Linked DNA regions of Homo sapiens: region 2 is linked to region 1. The links are chromatin contacts, found by Hi-C or POLR2A ChIA-PET in ENCODE. All regions are on one chromosome and are shown on one strand. Each heading gives the region's core, a stretch centred on a gene start or an enhancer-like site at or near the end of the contact. The rest is flanking DNA. Distances are from core to core; before and after follow the strand shown. Region 1 holds the start of ZNF592 (zinc finger protein 592). Region 2 overlaps SLC28A1 (solute carrier family 28 member 1).

What was found. A loop is a pair of places that touch in the nucleus more often than their neighbours do. ChIA-PET counts read pairs that join two places held with the same protein, here RNA polymerase II (POLR2A). Pooled maps may share reads with other maps.
Region 2: a loop to region 1 is called in a map of PC-3, with 9 times the contacts of the local background. The contact joins the enhancer-like site here to the promoter of ZNF592 in region 1. A Hi-C loop is called at or near these places in 21 of 168 maps with a recorded cell type or tissue (CD8-positive, alpha-beta T cell, Caco-2, Calu3 and 18 more), 2 of 37 single-sample maps with no recorded cell type and 34 of 50 pooled maps. POLR2A ChIA-PET finds 5 or more read pairs at or near these places in 2 of 52 experiments (HEK293 and activated CD8-positive, alpha-beta memory T cell).

Annotation. Positions count from the first base shown.
Region 1 is chr15:84,745,146-84,750,774 of GRCh38, reverse strand. It overlaps ZNF592 (zinc finger protein 592), which reads right to left and starts at 2,183. Exons shown (of 11, transcript NM_014630.3): 1 at 2,111-2,183. RefSeq lists enhancers at 1,212-1,291, 1,820-2,659, 2,732-3,031 and silencers at 1,692-2,181, 2,242-2,661.
Region 2 is chr15:84,927,814-84,933,442 of GRCh38, reverse strand. SLC28A1 (solute carrier family 28 member 1) reads right to left here. Exons shown (of 19, transcript NM_004213.5): 13 at 168-298. Among named protein-coding and RNA genes, the nearest start is that of SLC28A1, 46 kb to the right of the region's middle. RefSeq lists an enhancer at 5,317-5,376. Within about 2 kb of position 3,367, at least 6 of the 41 ENCODE cell types and tissues checked have a DNase peak (open chromatin) inside an H3K27ac peak, as active enhancers do; they include PC-3, where a contact is called at or near this core.

The DNA.
Region 1 (5,629 bases), core at 934-3,433:
CCACACATGGTTAACTCTTAACCCTCCTTCAGATCTTGGCCTAAACATCACTTCCCCAGGGAAGGCTTCCCTGAGCCCCCAACTCAAATCGGTCTCTTACCCCTCTCTTCAGCTTTCTCTTCTTATATTCACTATAGTTTGAATTATTAGTTTACCACTTCCAAGTTTTACTCGAAAGACACCTTCTTAGGAAGCCTTCCCAGGCCACCGTATAATATAAATTCAACTACCACCCCTGATACCTCAGATTCTCCTTCCCTGCTTCCTTCTTCTCCTTAGCATTTCACACTTTTTAACAGACTATATTTTTGTTATATATTTTATTTATTGTCTTCTCCCCCACTCCCAGGAAAGCACCACAAGGGCAATCATTTTTGCTTTCTTTGTTCACTGCATCTAGAACAATGCCTAACACGTATTTGTTGACAAATATTTGTTGTTGAATAAATTTCCACGACTATTTATTTATTTTGAGATGGAGTCTCACTCTGTAGCCCAAGCTAGAGTGCAACGGCACGATCTCAGGTCACTGCAACCTCCGCCTCCCGGGTTCAAGCAATTATCGTGCCTCAGCCTCCCAAGTAGCTGGGATTACAGGCATGCACCACCACACCCGGCTAATTTTGTATTTTTTTAGTGGAGACGGGGTTTCACCATGTTGGTCAGGCTGGTCTCGAACTCCTGATCTCAGGCGATCCACCCGCCTCGGCCTCCCAAAGTGCTGGGATTACAGGCGCGAGCCACCGCGCCCGGCCACGACTATTAATTATTAGACTTTCCCAATGGCTAAGAACTAAAACATGGTATCTTTCTGGCTTACCAATGTACTCCCAACACCTAGCTCAGTGCCTGGCACAGAGTAAGTGCTCAGTAAAAATTTATTTAATGAATCAAAGCCACAACTAGTTGAAAAATTGGAAAATGATCAAAATGGACGCACTAGCACCACACTTCTGCCCCTTTCACTGTGTAACGTAACAGTGAGGTTGAGGAAACAGACTACTAAAATACCACCAAGCATCCACCAGGCCAGGAATCTGTCTGTCCACATCCTCCGCACTCTGCCACACTGTGCACCACACTGCACCCGCGACAGAAGCACCCTACAGGCCCTCCATGAGCACAGGCCTGAACTCAAGTGGGCAAACCATAAGCCAAATACCGTCTTACTCCCCAAGTCCCATTCTTCTACTGCCAGTCCTATTCTAGACTAGTCCTGGATGCCAAACATGCTTCCCTGGGTGGGCCTGTGGACTTATTCCAATCCAGGACCTTTAATGCCACCTTTGGCCTACTCAAAAAATGGTTTAAAATCCCTAAACAGCTTCAATAATCCTGCAGTACTCAGGAGCAGGCATACCTAAGGTCATACGGACCCCTCCCCCTCACAAACGCTGATCCAAGGCCAGGAGGCCATCTGTCCAGCAGACGCTCTCCTGTCCTCCCTCAGGTCACACTGAGCCTCCCGCCAACCCCCTCGTTGGCAGGAAGAGCCCTTGCAGAGAGACAATTTTCACCCTGATCAACAGGCCTGGTCACCCCTGAGGACCCCAACTCTGGAGCTCTAGGAATACCTGTCTGCTCCGGGAGAAACCTTCCTCAGGGTCAGAACTTGGGCTCAGGGGAGGGGAGTACTGAGGAGCGCCAAAGAGGGTCGTTCCCCGAAGTGTCTGCCCTGTGACGGCGACAGCTCTTCGGGCGGCGGGGACGGTCGGGCTGACAGGCCGTCCCAGAGGGAGAAAGTGGCACCGTTATCCGTGCCCGGGCTGGGGGCCGCCGGCTATCGCCGAGGGCGGCCGCACGTCCCGCCCAGCGCGGAGGACAGCAGCGTGCCCGGCCTGCCAAGGAGCGGCGGTCGCAGCGGCGGTCGCAGCGGCGGAAGGGGCCGGCGCCCGACGGCCGGGGGCGGGGTGGGGTGGCGGCCCGGGCCCGCCAGGCGGCGGTCGGGGGAAGTGGCTGCCGCCTCTGGCGGCGGCCAGGGTCCGCCAGGCTGCAGGGCCGGGCCCCGGCTCGGGCTCGGACTCGGTCCCGGCTGCGATCCTCCCGGGCCCAGGCTGGGGCTGCCCCGGCCCGCAGGCCCCGCTCGGCCCGGCCCGCGGGGGGCGCTTACCTGGCGGCGGCGGCGGCGACTGCAGGCCAGAGTCTCGGCCGCGCGCGTCCCCAGCGCCGGCTGCGGGAGCCACAACATGGCGACGGCGATGGCGGGCGGGGCTGCGGCTCCGGGGGCGGAGCGGGGGCGGGAGCCGGCCTGGCGGCGGGACCTGGCTGGGGCTGCCGCGGCGGGGGATTGGGGGGGGGGGGGGGCAGGCGGAAGGCGACTCGGACCTGGGCACCGGCCCAGGACGGTGCGGTGGAGGGGCTGCCCCGGCCTGGGCCCGGCCTCCCGCCTCCCGCCTCCCGCCCGAGGCGGGCTGCGCGGCGCAGGCCCGGCGACGGCGACGACGGCGGCGGCGGGTAGGGCGGGGCGGGACGCGACGGGACGGGGCGGGGCGGGGACGGCGCCGCTCAGGGCTGGACCCCCGACCCCGGCCGGCCCCCGCCCGGCTCCAGTCCCCGCCACCCGTGCTAGGCACCCTGTGCGGTCGGGCAGGCAGCCGCTGCCAGCGACCTGGGCCTCTTGTCCTCTGACGCGCCTCGGGGCAGGGGCAGGGGCCGAGGCCGCCCACTAGAGGAACAGGATCTGCCTACGCAGCTGTCTCGCCCGGCAAAGAGCGCCCAGGACCCGGGACTGCGTCCTCTTCACTGAGACCTGGCGCATAGGGGGCCTAGTCGAGGCTGTTAAGTGAAAGCAAGCAGGGGTGGCGTGGGCCTGGCGCTCAGGTGCGCCCTAAATGTTTGGTCATAGCTGGCTACAAGGACATTCGCGCAGGCTTGGAGGTGCGGGGCAGCCTGACGTGTTGCCTCTGGGGTAACCGAGGGACGCGCGGCAAACAGAGATGGAGGACTGGCAACGGGTGCCTCGAAGAGGTAGACTGGGAGATCTCTCAGGGTTACTGGGGAAACGATGACTGTGCAGGGTGAGAACTCAGTGAGTCTGGCAGAAGGCTGGGAGGGTGACCGGCAGGACCTTCCAAGAACCCGGCGTACCTGGAAACTGGGTCCGCAGCATTAGGGCGGCAGCAAGGTCAGGGTGTGGGAACACGGAGATGAGGCCCTGGTGACTAGGAGTGAGCACACACTGCTAACCATGGAGAAATTCCTTCTCCAGGAAGGAGATGCAAATGTGCAAGATGGCTGGAACTAACATGCAGCCGGAGCCTGCTGTGCACCAGGCACAGAACTGAGTTGAAGAGCTTGTCTAAAGAGTATGTTAGCCAATGAAGCAATGGAGTTAATAAAGGGTGATGATTTCAAATGTTTGGCAGTGAGAGAGAGAAAAGTAGGCCTGGAGCTCAAGAAGTACCAAGAGTAAAGGAGAAAGTTGGGTCCTACTGTGGAAGCTGAGGCAAAAGCATCCCTTAAGCCGAGAAGTTTGAGTTCAGCCTGGGCAACATAGCGAGACCCTCCCTCTCTGCAAAAGAGTAAAGGGAAAAGTTGATTGTTTTTTGTTTTTTTTTTTTGTCTTTGGAGACGGAGTTTCGGTCTCGCAGCCCAGGCTGTAGTGCAATTGCGTGGTCTCGGCTCACTGCAACCTCTACCTCCAGAGTTCCAGTGATAATCCAGCCTCAGCCTTCAAAGTAGCTGGAATTACAGGCGCACGCCACCATGCCTGGCTTTTTTTTTTTTTTTTTTTTTTTTTTTTTTTGAGAGAGAGTTTCGCTCTTGTTGCCCAGGCTGCAGTGCAATGGCACAATCTCGGCTCACTGCAACCTCTGCCTCCTGGGTTCAACCGATTCTCCTGCCTCAGCCTCCCGAGTAGCTGGGATTACAGGCATGCGCCACCATGCCTGACTAATTTTGTATTTTTAGTGGAAATGGGGTTTCAACATGTTGGTCAGGCTGGTCTCAAACTCCTGAACTCAGGTCATCCACCCGCCTCGGCCTCCGAAAGTGCTGGGATTACATGCATGAGCCACCGCACCCGGCCCTAATTTTTGTATTTTTAGTAGAGATGGGGGTTCGCCATGTTGGCCAGGCTGGTCTCGAACTCCTGACCTAAGGTGATCCACCTGCCTTAGCCTCCCAAAGTGTTGGAATTACAGGCATGAGCCACCATGCCTGGCCGGTGATTTTTTTTTTTTTTTTCCTAACTTGAGTGGGGAGACCTTAACTAAAGGAGCTGAGAGGGGAGAATGGCAGATAGATGTAGGATAATTGATGGTGCAAGAAACCAGAAAAGGAAAAGTAGATGGGAAGGGGGAAAGGGGTGAGCAAAAAGTCAGAGAAGTCCGCCTCTTCCTACAAGATTTAAAGAGTGCATAAAGATTGAAATATTTTGAGGTAGGGAGGCATGCATGCTTCCATGGATCAGCTGCCTGGATTACCCTCTACAATCATCCTTAGGGCAGCTGGGGTCACTGTCCTTTAAAATTTAAGTACAATTGACTCCAAACCTGTGTACCACTTAAGAAACCCAGCATACCTGCCAATATCTCCAGAGTTTCATTGGGAACTTACATTTCTCCTAATTATCTCAGGCCCTAATTTCTTGTTTGCAAAAAATATTGTGCTCTTTGGAAGATTTGTCACCATATCCCAGATATTAGTCCATTTATATTACCTCAAAATATTGCACCCTACCTATAAGCAGGAAAAATGCCCAATATTATATTATTATATTATAGTTATATGATTGTTAAATAAACTAGAGTTTGTGGCCATTAAAAATCATGGTAAATAAAAAGATTTAATGATGTGGGAAATCTTTATAATTAAAAGCACATTATAAGGTGATATAGCAGATGGTAATATATAAATATACATAAATAAGTATAATGCGTAGATTTTAAAATGAGACTTTTCTTCTGTGACATCTATATTTTCTTATTTTTATAGTGCATGTATATTTCTCCTGGAAGCAGGGAAATGGTATCTTTAAGTAGCTTTTAAAAGTATTTTTAAGAAAGGTGTTTTTTAAAAGATATTTATGGGGTTCGAAAGAAAAAAATATTAGGGCTGGGCATGATGGCTCATGCCTGTAATTCCAGCTACTTGGGAGGCCGAGGCTGGTGGATCACCTGAGGTCAGGAGTATGGGACCAGCCTGGCCAACATGGTGAAACCCCATCTCTACTAAAAGTACAGGCGTGGTGGCACGCCTGTAGTCCCAGCTACTTGGGTGGCTGAAGCATGAGAATCACTTGAACCCAGGAGGTGGAGGTTGCAGTGAGCTGAGATTGCACCACTGCACTCCAGTCTGGGCAACAGAGTGAGAATCTGTCTCAAAAGAAAAAGAAAAATATATTAGGACTCTGGAAAGGAATTTGGAAATGAATCTTTGAAGTGTAGATGGGACTTTAGCAAATAGAGATGGGCTGAGTAAGGAGACTGTCCCAGGCAGAAGGAACAGTACAACCAAGAACCCACAGTGGGAAATAGATGGAGTGTTCAGAGGGGAGCACCAAGAAATCCATTTGGCTGGAGCACAGGACTGGTGTAGAAGAAAAGTAGGGGAATCAATGTGGAAAGGTAAGGTAGGAAATGGGGTTTCATGGACTAAAATAAAAGGAAAAATAATGACTATATCAAAA
Region 2 (5,629 bases), core at 2,118-4,617, 180 kb before region 1:
AGAAAATGGACTAAGACAGCAAATGAAGCCCAAACCAGAGCAGGAAAAGTGGAGAGATGGGCCCAGGCTAGTGGAAGACAGTGATGGACAGAGAGAACGGGACCCTCTGCTTTGCTCCCCCCACCTTGTACCACTACCCTGTCTGCAGGACCTCCTGCTGTGCTCACCCATAGGTCAGTTTCACTCCTTCCTCCCTCCTAAACTTGGACTCCTCCACCTCCGGGTAGACCAGCTTGGAGAGGGCCAAGGCACAAGGGGCAGCCATCACAGAGGCTGCAATCAACGAGGTGGCATCGATCTGCAAGAGTGAGAGTGCAGGTTCTAGGTGGACAGTCAGAAGAAATGCTGGCGACCAAGGAGTGCGGCCCAGGGCAGCAAGGGCACATGTGTAGTCTGTCCCACTGATATGTCCTCATTGTCATAACTGCTGTCATCACTAATAATAATAATACCTTTTATGTGTAGAAGGTCACAGGCTATATGTATAGGACCTTCTATTTCTTCCTGGTGCTCCCTAAGTTAGGAATGACAAATATTGTTATCTTCATTTTACAGACAAGAAAACTGAGACTCCAAAGGATTAAATATGGCTTCCCAAAATAAAGGAAGAGAAGGAATTAGAGCCTATCACATCTTTTGGCTCCAAGTTCAAGGTTCTTTCTTCCTTTTTAGGCTGTCACTGTTGACCACTAATCCCCGTTAGCTGAGGTTTCCCCCTTAGTGGAGGAATTTGTAATGCTTTCAGACAAAGCTCTAGAACCTAAGAGTTGAAATGAAATGGATTTAAGAGCTAAACCAATTCCACCTTAGTGTAGGTATGTACTAGCGTAGGAAGGTACTCCCTCTCTAGGCTCTCTCTTTGAATGCTTACTGTGACGGGGAACTCACCACTGCAAGCCAACCCATCACATCCAGTCCTGCAGTTTGAGAACTCCTTCTCAGGAAATCTGCCTCTATGACAGCCACCGTTTGACCCTCAGTCTCCTTCTGGGAGCCACGCTGTGAAAACCACTCCCAGCAAGATGGCAGAGCAATGTCAGCCCCTGGGATTCTCCCTTCCTGAAGTTTTATCTTCACTGGGACCCCAAACCCTTTGCTTCTCTGTTCTTTTCCACAGAGAAATATGACACGTTTCCCCCTATCACTGTGTCATTTACCAAGCAGGGAAATCAGAACCAACTCAGACATCTAACAATGGGAGACCGGCTAAGCGTCGTCAGGCTGTCATTGAAAATGATGGTCATCAAGGCCTCACAGTGAAGTGGGAAAGGGCCCACAACATTGCAGGTAGAGAAGAACCAAAACTAGGGGCAGTGGGGAAACAAACTCCAAAATGGCGCATGAAAAGATTAGAAAGAAATACACCAAAATGGCAATGAATTGACTGTCCCTGGCTGCTGGGGCCAGGGGTGATTTTCTTTCTTGCTTTATTTTTTTTTCCAAGACAGAGTCTTGCTCTGTTGCCCAGGCTGGAGTGCAGCGGTACAATCTTGGCTCACTGTAACCTCCGCCTCCTGGGTTTAAGCAATTCTCCTCCCTCAGCCTCCAGAGTAGCTGGGGTTACAGGTGTGCACCACCACGCCCGGCTAATTTTTGTATTTTTAGTAGAGATGGCGTTTCACCGTGTTGGCCAGGCTAGTCTCGAACTCCTGACCTCGTGATCTGCCCACCTGGGCCTCCCAAAGTGCTGGGATTACAGGCATGAGCCACCATCCCCGGCCGATTTTCTTTTCTTTCTGCATTTTGGTATCTTTCTTTTCTTTCATTTTTTTTTTTTTTTTTTTTTTTTTTGAGATGGAGTCTCACTCTGTCGCCCAGTCTGGAGTGTAGTGGCGCCATCTTGGCTCACTGCAAACTCTACCTCCCAGGTTCACACCATTCTCCTGCCTCAGCCTCCCAAGTAGCTGGGACTACAGGCGCCCACCACCACGCCCAGCTAATTTTTTTTTTTTGTATTTTCAGTAAAGACGGGGTTTCACTGTGTTAGCCAGGATGGTCTCAATCTCCTGACCTTGTGATCTGCCTGCCTTGGCCTCCCAAAGTGCTGGGATTACAGGTGTTTTGGTATCTCTCAAAATGTCCACAACAATATTTTTTTTAATAAACAAAAAGCAAAATAGATGTTTCTTCTTAAAGTTTGTAATAAGCCAACTGCATTCTAAAGTGTTAAATAAAAATAAAAAGGAGGAGGGAGGTAAGTTGAAGACAGACACTCAGGCTGATAAAAGCAGAGGGCAGGCCAGGCACAGTGGCTCACGCCTGTAATCCCAGCATTTTGGGAGGCCAAGGCGGGCAGATCACTTGAGGTCAGGAGTTTGAGACCAGCCTAGCCAACATGGTGAAACCCCATCTCTACTAAGAATACAAAAATTAGGCCGGGCGTGGGGCTCACACCTGTTATCCTAGCACTTTGGGAGGCCGAGGTGGGAGGATCACAAGGTCAGGAGTTCGAGACCAGTCTGGCCAACTTAGTGAAACCCCCATCTCTAATAAAAATAGAGAAAAATTATCCGGGTGTGGTGGTGTGTGCCTGTAATCCCAGCTACTCGGGAGGCTGAGGCAGGAGAATCACTTAAACCCAGGAGGCGGAGGTTGCAATGAGCCGAGATCGCACTATTGCACTCCAGCCCAGGCAATAGTGCGAGACTCCATCTCAAAAAAAAACAAAAATTAGCCTGGTGTGGTGGTGGGTGCCTGTAATCCTAGCTATTTGGGAGGCTGAGGCACGAGAATGGGTAGAACCCAGGAGGCAGAGGTTGCAGTGAGCTGAGCACTCCAGCCCGGGCGACAGAGTGAGACTCCATCTCAAAAAAAAAAAAAAAAAAAAAGCAGAGGGCAGATCGTGGGCACCCCTCATTACCATCTCAGGGAAGTGCCAGGCCTGCTGCTGAGAAGCCAGGCTGGAGACCCTCTCAGGCTCTGAATCCCAGGTATTGTGTCCTTCTTCTTTTTCTAAACCCCAGTTGTTTCTTTTTAAAGATCGACAAAACTTCTTAAAATGTGAACAAGAATTGGCAGCAGCCTGATACCTCCCCAGGGCCCTGTGTGGACACTGGGTGTGCAAGCCTGGGCCCCTGCCCCTTGCTGGATGAAACCCACTTGGGGCAGGTGTCCTCTCTGGACTTTCTGGGCTGGGCTTTGGGACTTCCCCTGCTTCCTCCTCAGTTGCTCAGCCCCAGCTGGGATGGTGCCACACCTGGAATCTTGGGATTTTCCCTCCACCAGGCAGGACCCTGACCCTTCCTCTGACTTGTAGATTACATCTGGTTTGTAAACCTGAGTCACGGCAGAGAACACACCCTGCAGTTGTCACATTCCTGCACACTGTCCCCTGGGTGACCCAGTTGTGGTCACAGCCTCAAATGCTGCAGTTGCTAGTTTCCAGCTCATCATGGAAAGGGCTGAGTCCTGCACAGGCAGGGCTCCCTGGGCACTGGGCCAGCCCACACCCACCTCCCCACTGCCAGCTACTCTGCAGGGCTGTGACATTCCCCAGCCCTGCCTCCCAGGCACCTGGTCAGGAGAGCCTTCCATCCTAGCATCCCAGGGCCCACGCCTGCCCATAACCCTTCTCTCTCTGACCCAAAGGGTCTCGCTCTGTCACCCAGGCTGGAGTGTAATGGCATGATCATGGCTCACTATAGCCTTGACCTCCTGGGCTCAAGTGATCCTCCCACTTCAGCCTCCCCAGTACCTGGGACTATAGATGTGTGCCACCATGCCCAAGTAATTTTTTATTTTTTAAATTTTTTGTGGAGATAGGGGTCTCCCTATGTTGCCCATGCTGGTCTCAAGCTCCTGGTCTCAGCCATCCTCCTGCCTTGGCCTCCCAAAGTACTGAAATGACAGGCATGAGCCACTGCACCCAGCCTAGAAGCCACATTTTTTTTTTTTTTTTTGAAACAGAGTCTTGCTGTGTTGCTCAGGCTGGAGTGCAATGGGGCGATCTCGGCTCACTGCAACCTCTGCCTCCCGGGTTCAAGCAATTCTCCCACCTCAGACTCCTGAGTAGCTGGGGTTACAGGCACCTGACATCATACCTGGCTAATTTTTGTATTTTTGTAGAGACAGGGTTTCTCCATGTTGCCCAGGCTGGTCTTGAACTCCTGACCTCAGGTGATCCACCCGCCTCGGCCTCCCAAAGTGCTGGAATTACAGGTGTGAGCCACCGCGCCCGGCCATAGCCACATTTTAAAAAGGAAAAAGAAATAGGTTAAATTAATTTTAATAATGTCTTATTTAACTCAATATATCCAAAATATTTTCTTTCCACCCATGTAATCAATATAAAACTATCAATATGGATGACAAAATAAAAATTTAAAATTAATAAAACATCTTAAAAGTTTTTCAATACGACTAGCCTCATTTCAAGTGCTCAATAGCTATGTGTGTTTGGTGGCTACTGTACTGGACCGTGGAGATCTAGAAATATCCAGATATTAGCAATAGGAGGGATGTGCGGAGAAGGGAGCCAGAGATTGAGCAACAAAGTGGTTTTAAGAATCTGGGAGCTTGGAGGCTGGGCGCAGTGGCTCATGCCTGTAATCCCAGCAGTTTGGGAGGCCGAGGCGGGTGGATCACCTGAGGTGAGGAGTTCAAGGCCAGCCTGGCCAACATGGTGAAACCCTGTCTCTACTAAAAATACACAAATTAGCTGGGTTGGTGGCGCATGCCTGTAATCCCAGCTACTTGGGAGGCTGAGGCAGGAGAATTGCTTGAACCTGGGAGGTGGAGGTTGTAGTGAGCCGAGATTGAGCCACTGCACTCCAGCCTGGGCGACAGAGGGAGACTCTGTCTCAAAAAAAAAGAAAGAAAGAAAGAAAAGAAAGAAAGAAAAGAAAGAAAGAAAGAAAGAAAGAAAGAAAGAAAGAAAGAAAGAAAGAAAGAAAGAAAGAAAGAAAGAAAGAAAGAACGAACGAACCTGGGAGCTTGAAGGAAAGGGCAAGAGAGACCTTTCTGGGATTCAGAGGCTGAGGGCAGAGCCAAAGATACTGAGGAACTGACTGGGGAAGGAAGTTAGAGGGCGTGCAGTACAGGGCTGGTGCAGTGACTGTCATGAGCCAGGTGGGGGCAAAAGAGAGCTGCTCTGGAGAAAAGACTGGGGCAGACCCAGAGATTGAAGGGAAGGAAGGTTTGTTTGTTAGGTGCTTTTCCTCTGGGCCAGCTATAGTTGTAGTCTGGGGCTTTCAAACCAGAGACTGTAAAATGGAGGCTCAAGGGCACCTAGGGATGATCCTGGCTGCCTCTGCCCATTCTGTGCAGCTAAAGGGAAGTGGGTACCCAGGCCCTGTCAATGGGGAAGCCAGACTGCCCAGGGCTGGGCCTGGACTTTTGCCTGAGAAAGGGAAGAAAAGAGGGCTGAGTTTTAAGCCAGATTGTGGAAATGGGCGAGCATTCTTCCAGTGTTTAAGTTCTAAGTAATGACTAGGAGGAACACCAGCGTTATTCTTTTCGTTGTCTAAGGGGACCAGAACAAGGTTAAGACATTTAAAGCCCTAAGTTCTGAAAATATTATGGCATCCCCCTCCCCCAATATCCTGCCATGAAAAAAAGTTTCAGGAACAAAGTTTTGGGTTTCCATTTTTGAAATATCAAATTCCTTCTGCTGGGACTCTTAAAACAAAAC